2 separate regions of the Homo sapiens genome follow, and region 1 is linked to region 2. A link is a loop called in an ENCODE intact Hi-C map of the cell type or tissue named here. Cell type or tissue: heart left ventricle. All regions are shown on one strand. Each heading gives the region's core, and the rest is flanking DNA. Links, peaks and the distances in the headings are about the cores only.

Region 1 (4,394 bases), core at 211-4,210, 320 kb before region 2:
CCAGAGACAGGGAGTCTGGCTTTCTTAATCCTTTCTCCACCATCAGTTCAGCCAAGCCCCGCACAAGTCTCTTAACTTCTCTGTGATTGTTTCTTCCCTGTAAAACAGGAATAAAAACGTTCACCTGCCCCTCAGGGGGGACTCTGGGGGACTGACTGGTAGATGACAGGACTGCCCTTTATATTTTCAATGTGCCACATAAAAGCTGTTTTGCTTGTTGGGGCAGTCTTTGTTTGGTTTCTCACAGAGCAACCTTTAATGGCGCTTGAGAAAATCAATTCCATTTGTAAACTCTATCAAGTAATCACATGGAACTTGAAGCTTTAACTTCTGAAACTGAAGTTGCACAATAGGAAATTGCCAAATGTGGATATTATAGGAATTTTAACATGCTGAATGTGGCCTTGCGTTGGATAATAATGGTATTGAGGAATGTGCAGCTGTTTGTACTGGAGTGAGTAGTCCCAGTCCTTGGAGAGCAGGGAATGGCAGGAACTGCCTCTAACTATTGTAATCTACAAGATTATCCCATTAATCATATTTGTCTCTGGGAGTACCTTAGTTCTAACTCTAAGTGTTGTTTTTCCCTTGATGCATCACATGCAAGAAAGCTTCTAATTGAAAACATTACAGGGACAAATTTCAAAATGTTTCCAAATACAAGACGAGTTTTAACTGCCAATAAAATAAAAGTAAACTGCACACATCAAAACCAGGTCTGATTAGATTTTTTTGGCTTTTCTGTTTCTTTGCATTTTTTTAAACCTACAAACTGTTATCATATATTATGATCTGGATCACCGCAGTTTTTTCCTTAGATATTTCTCAGGCCTGCATTCATCACCAGACAAAATGGCTAAGAGTTCCAGGACTGTGGGCTAGCCGGGGAGTGACCCACCTCTTCTCTCCTTTCCACCCAGAACGAAACAAGATCTAGGAGCTGCAGGGTAGTCTGAGGACAAAAATAAAGAGCACATTTAAAAAATGAGACTCAGATGCGTAAGTTTGAGATGATAGATTTTTATTAATGACATAATATCGGAAGACATTAGTCCAGTTGCAGCGTGTTTCAAGGCCCAGGCAGCTTCCTCTTCAGCAGCTGGTGTGACTTTTCATGCTGTTTCTGGAGCTTTCTCCTACTGAGAAGCTGTACAAATTTTAGGGTATGTGTGTTTCATCTCAACAGCTACTTAAGAATATGGTACTATATTGATCCCAGGATTTAAAAATATGCTCTGTGCTTTTGCATGTATCTCTGTAATGAATATATGAGCTGTATATGTTCTTACACACACGTACCATTCATGCAGTTGTTTTTAATATACATCAGAGCTAAAGACCAAATGCTGACAGCGCTGGAAATGAATAATACGTTTATTAACTTACACATAAACCTCAAACAAAGGAGATGACTTTTTGTTTATCTAACAAGCTCTGAATTGATTACAGACCCAAAGTGGCAGTTAATATGTAAAAACACATTTGTAATTGGTAAGAGTATTTGGTTTCTTGGGTCATGTATTTCAACTAAGTGGTCCAGTAAAACTGGTACTTTCAAATTTGAACTATATTAGATGAAAGTATAGAGGGAAATATAATATACTGTTTTTGGAACTGAACTATAAAACCAGAAGTAGGAGTAGTTGTTTCATGAGTTGATAATTCTTAAGTCTCTCTGTTTCTTGAGTCAGGGTCTTGCTCTGTCACCCTTGATGGAGTGCTGTGGCATGATCATAGTTCACTGCAGCCTCAAACTCCTGTGCTCAAGGGATCCTCCCGCCTCAGCCTCCCAAGTAGCTGAGACTACAGGTGCGTGCCACCATGCCCAGCTAAGTTTTGTAATTTTTTTGTAGAGACAAGGTCTCACTGTTTTCCTCAGACTGGTCTCCAACTCCTGGCCTCAAGTGATCCTCCTGCCTCGGCCTTTCAAAGTGTTGGGATTATAGGCGTGAGCCACTGTGCCCAGCCTAAAGTTTCTTCCTTTAAAATGGATCACTACAGTGGGCCAAAGCCAGAGAGAACTGTGTGCAAGTCCAGATTGTCTCTTACTGGTGGTGTGATCTGTGGCAGTTCACTTCAAGGCCTCAATGCTGCTGGCTTTTCATTTTGGTAGATGGCAAGAGCCACCCATGCCTTATAGAGTGTAAAGTGCTGTGTGAAGTGTTTCAAGGACTCCACCCCAAGTCCTGAAACAAGGAGCAGAGGCAGCCAAGGTCCTGGTACTATGCATGAGGTGTGAGGCACATTTGTCCCCTCCACCTCCTTGTGCTGTGGTCTAAAATAGAACGGCAACATCTGCAGCCCCGTGTCAGGGGTGTGGGACAGTCTGGTGAGGGCCACCAGGGGGCTGACTGGCTGCAAGGGGCACAGGCAGCCACATGGCGGCCAGCAGGGGAACTGGGCCTGATCTGTGGGTGTTCCCAACGGGGTCAAATTGCCTGGTGTCAAGTTACCCTGCTTCTCTAATCCACGGGTAGCGGGTAGCGGATAGTCAAGGGTTAGAAATAAGCACTGTGTGCAGTCTCTGGTTTTAGCCTGTAAGATTCCACTGCTTAGCTTTTAGGAGGGGAAGGAAAAGCAATTGAACAGTGAAGGGATAGGGGAATGTCCGCAGGCCCCCTTCCCATGGCAAAATTTCCTCTTGGTGGTACTGTCCCCTGCCAACTCTTTTCTGCCCAAATATCATGCAAGGGGGAGGGGCTATGCAAGAGATGAACAGAAACTCCGTTTATTGTTTTCAATCTCAGCTTAGCAACCATCTCCTTCTGAGAGACTTCCCTGAGTCCTTTAGTCTCCGCCACCCTTAGGACTTACTGTAATTGTCTGCTCACTCGTCTCTACCCCAGACTAGATTGTAAGCTCCAGGAGGGCAAGGATTGTTCCTTTCTTGCTGAATCCTAGGACCCTGTACTCAACACGGACAAATGATCCCAGACATTGGAGTCCAAGGTGGCTGGAATGCGGTATAAACACGTAGGGAAAGGCCTTCCCAGCTTTGTCCTCCCGGTCCCTCGAGTTGAGGCAGTTTCACTAGATTTTCCCTCTGAGCCCAGGTCTGGGGGGTCTCAGGAGCTGGGGCTCCCAGGCTGGTCCTGTTGGTCCCTGTGTCCCCGGGTGCACCACAAAGCCTTTTCTCCCTGGGATTCTGCCCGGGGCATTATGTGGAGTGGGTCCGTACTCTTACCCATCTCACAAAACCTTGCAGTCTAGGGGGAATCTATGAAACCTCTCTCCCTCCAAGCTTCTCTTCCCTGGGAGGAGCCAGCGGGATTGAGAGCCTTGGAAATAATCTACTGTTTTCTGAGAAGGTTGTTGGGTGGCTACAGCAGCAGCATGAGAAGAGGGTATAGCAGTAGAAAGCAGCAAGTGTGAGGCTGCAAGCATTTACAGGAAAGGCAATTGGTCCTGGTGATCGGGAATTGAGAGTTTTGTGTTAGTTCCTCCCAGAGCACAGAGCCTTAATGACGAAGACATCCCCAGCAGCCGGCTGAGTGACTGCAGGGGGAGGACGAGCCATGCATGCTGGGAGGAATGGTGTGAGATGAGCCACTCCTTTATGCTGAGAGAAATCGGGACTCACAATTCAACCCATAAATACTGTAGATAATTTTATGTAGAAAATCCTGTAATTCATTGTCTATGATCAATTTCACTGCTAAGTACAATTTAGCTAGGGACATATCCTTATTGTGTAATATAATTAAAGTCCAATTTCAGAAGTGTAACTGGTTATTTTGTGGAGAGGAAATGCTAAGAACTGGGCAATAGCCAATAATCATAGCTACCATTGGTTAACTTCTTTTTTTTTTTTTTTTTTTTTTTGAGAAGGAATCTCGCTCTGTCACCCAGGCTACAGTGCAGTGGTGCAATCTTGGCTCACTGCAACCTCTGCCTCCCGGGTTCAAGCGATTCTCCTGCCTCAGCCTCTGGAGTAGCTGGGATTACAGGTACGTACCATCATGCCCGGCTAATTTTTGTATATTTAGTAGAGACGGGGTTTCACCGTGTTGGCCAGGCTGGTCTCAAACTCCTGACCTCATAATTTGCCTCCCAAAGTGCTGGGATTACAGGTGTGAACCACTGTGCCCGGCCGGTTAACTTTCTGTGTGCCATGCCCTATTCTAAGTGCCTCGTGCATATTAACTGAAAAAATCCTCATCATAAGTGTATGAGGCAGGAACATTTATTACCCTCATTCCACAGTTGATCAAACCAGGGACATTTGCCTAAAGTCACGCAGCTGAAATGGCAGAGATGGGATGTGGACATGAGGGCCCATGCCCTGAGCTCCCTCTCACAGGAGAACCCTGTGGACCTGACAGCCCTTCCTGGGATGCTCAAAGAAGAGGGCAAGGGTCTGCCCTCTTTCTACTAATCAGGCCAGCAGTCAGGAG
Region 2 (4,394 bases), core at 114-4,113:
TAGAATGAGGAGAACTCATCCAGGTGTCCATGAGCAAGCATTGTCTGCAGACATTTCTGTTTGCACATTTAGGAAAAGAGGAGATGCCCAGCACTTTGTGAGGCCGAGGTGGGCAGATCATGAGGTCAGGAGTTCAAGACCAGCCAGGCCAACATGGTGAAACCCCCCCTCTACTAAAAATACAAAAGTAAGCTGGGCAAGGTGGTGCATGCCTGTAATCCCAGCTACTTGGGAGGCTGAGGCAGGAGAATTGCTTGAACTGGGACCCGGGAGGTGGAGGTTGCAGTGAGCCGAGATCATGCCACTGTGCTCCAGCCTGGGCTACACAGCGGGACTCTGTCTCAAAAAAAAAAAAAAAAAAAAGAGATAAATTAAGATGCCATTCAGTAGAACACTTCTAAAAGAAATGGAATGTACATGGCTTGGCCAATGGAAATAATGACGTTTTTGCCTGAAGCCATAAGTTTGTTTGTCCTTTTTCTTTGTCATGGGTATGTTTAGTCTTCAAACTGGCTTTTAAGGATGAGTTTATTATTTCTAAGAGAAGAGCAGTATTTTCTTGACCAAACAGAGGTGGCACTTCCATGAGCCAAGCCTTTAGTTCAGTTTAGTTGGAAGTGAGTTACTCAGCTTTTGATCTGTTGTATTTGTTTGAGTATTTATTTTATGTACTGATTTATTTTTAATGGCAGAGATATATGGAAGTTGTCTCCTAAGCAGAAAATAAACAAATGCCCACTCAGAGATTTGTGCTCATAACAGAATTTTTGGTCTGTGAATTGGGTCCTGAGAGATTAAAGACAGCTGGTGCATACCGCAGCCGCCACGAAGCACTGTGTTTCTGGGGAAGTGTGTTGAATGAAATCTAAACAATGCTAACTGGTCACAGACACTAATTAAGAAGTATGCCAGTAGCTGTGGGCTGCTCAAATAAAACACTATCTTTTCTTCACTCTGTTGACATAGAGATACAAATAAGGTTCCAGAAAGATTGGAAAGGAGAGAGTGTGGGGACTGTAATCTTGTCTTTCCGGTATGTTTGCCAAAATCAGATAACACTGAGAAGGAACTGGTTCAAAAACACCAAAACGCATTGTTAAATGAGGGCTGCATTGTGTTTTCCTTAAGAAAAAAAAAGTCATAGAGCTCAAATCTTTCAAATTCTCACTTCTTTACCATCATAATTTTGTATTAATTAGAAAGAAAATAGTTTTACCAAGAGTTATTTGCCATGGCTTATGTATAGTTTTACAGGTGATTTATTGTGAAAAAGAAACACTTTAAAGAAATCTGTGATAAGATAAATCTCTGCAGATTATTTCATAAAGTGGTGAAATGAATTTAAGAACAATTCTGGGTTGTTTTTTTTTTTCTTTTTTTGAGACAGAGTTTTGTTCTTGTTGCCCATGCTGGAGTGCAATGGCGTGACCCTGGCTCACCACAACCTCTGCCTCTCGGGTTCAAGCGATTCTTCTGCCTCAGGCTCCTGAGTAGCTGGGATAACAGGCATGCGCCACCACGCCCAGCTAATTTTGTACTTTTAGTAGAGACAGGGTTTCTCCATGTTGGTCAGGCTGGTCTCGAACTCCCAACCTCAGGTGATCCACCCACCTCAGCCTCCCAAAGTGCTAGGATTACAGGCGTGAGCCACCGCGACTGGCCGAACAATTCTGTTTTAAAGATGTTACCCATTAGTAAAACATTGTAGGAAAATTCATTTCAGGAAGCCTAAGGTGTCCTTGAAGGCTGAGAGTTTCTCCCTGGACACTTGGGTAGGGAGATTTGTGTCAATTTGTCTAACTCTAAGAGTTAAGAGTGCTGTTTCGTCACATGGATACATTGCATAATGGCAAAGTCTGGACTTTTAATGTAACCATCACCTGAATAATGTACATTGTGCCCATGAAGTAATTTCTCATCCTTCACTCCCCTCCCATCCTCCTACCCTGCTGAGTCTCCAGTGTCTATTATTCCACACTGTATGTCCATGTGTACATATTATTTAGCACCCACTTATAAGTGAAAACATGCGGTATTTGATTTTCTGTTTCGAAGTTGTTTCACTTAAGATATTGGCCTCCAGTTCCATCCATGCTGCTGCAAAAGACATGATTTCATTCTTTTTTATGGTTTACAGTCAGACGTTGAATGAGACATGAGAACATGGGAGAGTCTGGGGACCTGGGAGCAGAGCAACCATGGTGGAATAGAGGCAAAGGAAATGAACAAGCTCTTCAATTTTCTGTGTCGCTCCTTGCTGTGTACCCTGGACCCTAAGGTAGATGCAAGCTACTTTAAATTAAATGGATGAGAAATGGAGCTGATACATACCTTTGTTCCTAATAGCCCTTATTCCTATGGTGAAAGAGGAGCTTGCTTTGTGGTGATAGTTAGAAAGGCAGTGTCTACCCAGGCCACTGCCTACTCACCTCCTCAAACAGCAGAGTTTTTCTTTGTCAAGGTCTTTACGACTTTTAAATCTTCTCTTTTGGAGTGAAATAACAGTCATGATTTCAATTAATACTGTTTGAGAGCTTCCAGTTTTTCTGCTCTGTTTTTTCCCCATCTTTGTGGTTTTATCTACTTTTGGTCTTTGATGACGGTAATATAAAGATGGGTTTTTGGTGTGGATGTCCTTTCTGTTTGCTAGTTTTCCTTTTAACAGACAGGACCCTCAGCTGCAGGTCTGTTGGAGTTTGCTAGAGGTCCACTCCAGACCCTGTTTGCCTGGGTATCAGCAGCGGTGTCTGCAGAACTGCAGATTTTCATGAGCCGTGAATGCTGCTGTCTGATCGTTCCTCTGGAACTTTTGTCTCAGAGGAGTACCCGGCCATGTGAGGTGTCAGTCTGCCCCTACTGGGGGGTGCCTCCCAGTTAGGCTGCTCAGGGGTCAGGGGTTCGGGACCCACTTGAGGAGGCAGTCTGCCCGTTCTCAGATCTCCAGCTGTGTGCTGGGAGAACCACTGCTCTCTTCAAAGCTGTCAGACAGGGACATTTAAGTCTGCAGAGGTTACTGCTGTCTTTTTGCAGAAAAGGCCTTTGACAAAATTCAACAACCCTTCATGCTAAAAACTCTCAATAAATTAGGTATTGATGGGACGTATCTAAAAATAATAAGAGCTATCTATGACAGACCCACAGCCAATATCATACTGAATGGGCAAAAACTGGAAGCATTCCCTTTGAAAATGGCACAAGACAGGGATGCCCTCTCTCACCACTCCTATTCAACATAGTGTTGGAAGTTCTGGCCAGGGCAATTAGGCAGGAGAAGGAAATAAAGGGTATTCAATTAGGAAAAGAGGAAGTCAAATTGTCCCTGTTTGCAGATGACATGATTTTATATCTAGAAAACCCCATCGTCTCAGCCCAAAATCTCCTTAAGCTGATAAGCAACTTCAGCAAAGTCTCAGGATACAAAATCAATGTACAAAAATCACAAGCATTCTTATACACCAATAACAGACAAACAGACAGCCAAATCATGAGTGAACTCCCATTCACAATTGCTTCAAAGAGAATAAAATACTTAGGAATCCAGCTTACAAGGGACGTGAAGGACCTCTTCAAGGGGAACTACAAACCACTGCTCAAGGAAATAAAAGAGGATACAAACAAACGGAAGAACATTCCATGCTCATGGGTAGGAAGAATCAATATCATGAAAATGGCCATACTGCCCAAGGTAATTTACAGATTCAATGCCATCCCCATCAAGCTACCAATGCCTTTCTTCACAGAATTGGAAAAAACTACTTTAAAGTTCATATGGAACCAAAAAAGAGCCCTCATTGTCAAGTCAATCCTAAACCAAAAGAACAAAGCTGGAGGCATCACGCTACCTGACTTCAAACTATACTACAAGGCCACAGCAACCAAAACAGCATGGTACTGGTACCAAAACAGATATAGATCAATGGAACAGAATAGAGCCCTCAGAAATAACGCCGCATATCTACAACTATCTGATCTTTGACAAACCTGAGAAAAACAAGAAATGGGGAAAGGATTCACTATTTAATAAATGGTGCTGGGAAAACTGGCTAGTCATATGTGGAAAGCTGAAACTGGATCCCTTCCTGACACCTTATACAAAAATTAATTCAAGATGGATTAAAGACTTAAACGTTAGACCTAAAACCATAAAAACCCTAGAAGAAAACCTAGGCATTACCATTCAGGACATAGGCATGGGCAAGGACTTCATGTCTAAAACACCAAAAGCAATGGCAACAAAAGCCAAAATTGACAAATGCAATCTACTTAAACTAAAGAGCTTCTGCACAGCAAAAGAAACTACCATCAGAGTGAACAGGCAACCTACAAAATGGGAGAAGATTTTTGCAACCTACTCATCTGACAAAGGGCTAATATCCAGAATCTACAATGAACTC

The links. Peaks named below come from ENCODE experiments on the same cell type or tissue, not always from the same donor. Only the 100,000 strongest peaks of a DNase experiment are listed, where the experiment ranks them.
Region 1: it touches region 2 in a loop (3.0-fold over the local background); 1 of 110 quality-filtered maps calls a loop at or near these places.

The regions. Positions count from the first base shown.
Region 1 is chr18:56,561,773-56,566,166 of GRCh38, reverse strand. No RefSeq gene overlaps it. Among named protein-coding and RNA genes, the nearest start is that of TXNL1, 75 kb to the left of the region's middle. RefSeq lists an enhancer at 2,334-2,835. In heart left ventricle, for the core only: a CTCF peak has its summit at 2,317 (motif pointing right); a DNase peak (open chromatin) is centred at 2,355; H3K27ac peaks cover 560 bases.
Region 2 is chr18:56,242,524-56,246,917 of GRCh38, reverse strand. No RefSeq gene overlaps it. Among named protein-coding and RNA genes, the nearest start is that of LINC03069, 53 kb to the right of the region's middle. In heart left ventricle, for the core only: no CTCF peak of the experiment used is centred there; no DNase peak of the experiment used is centred there; H3K27ac peaks cover 761 bases.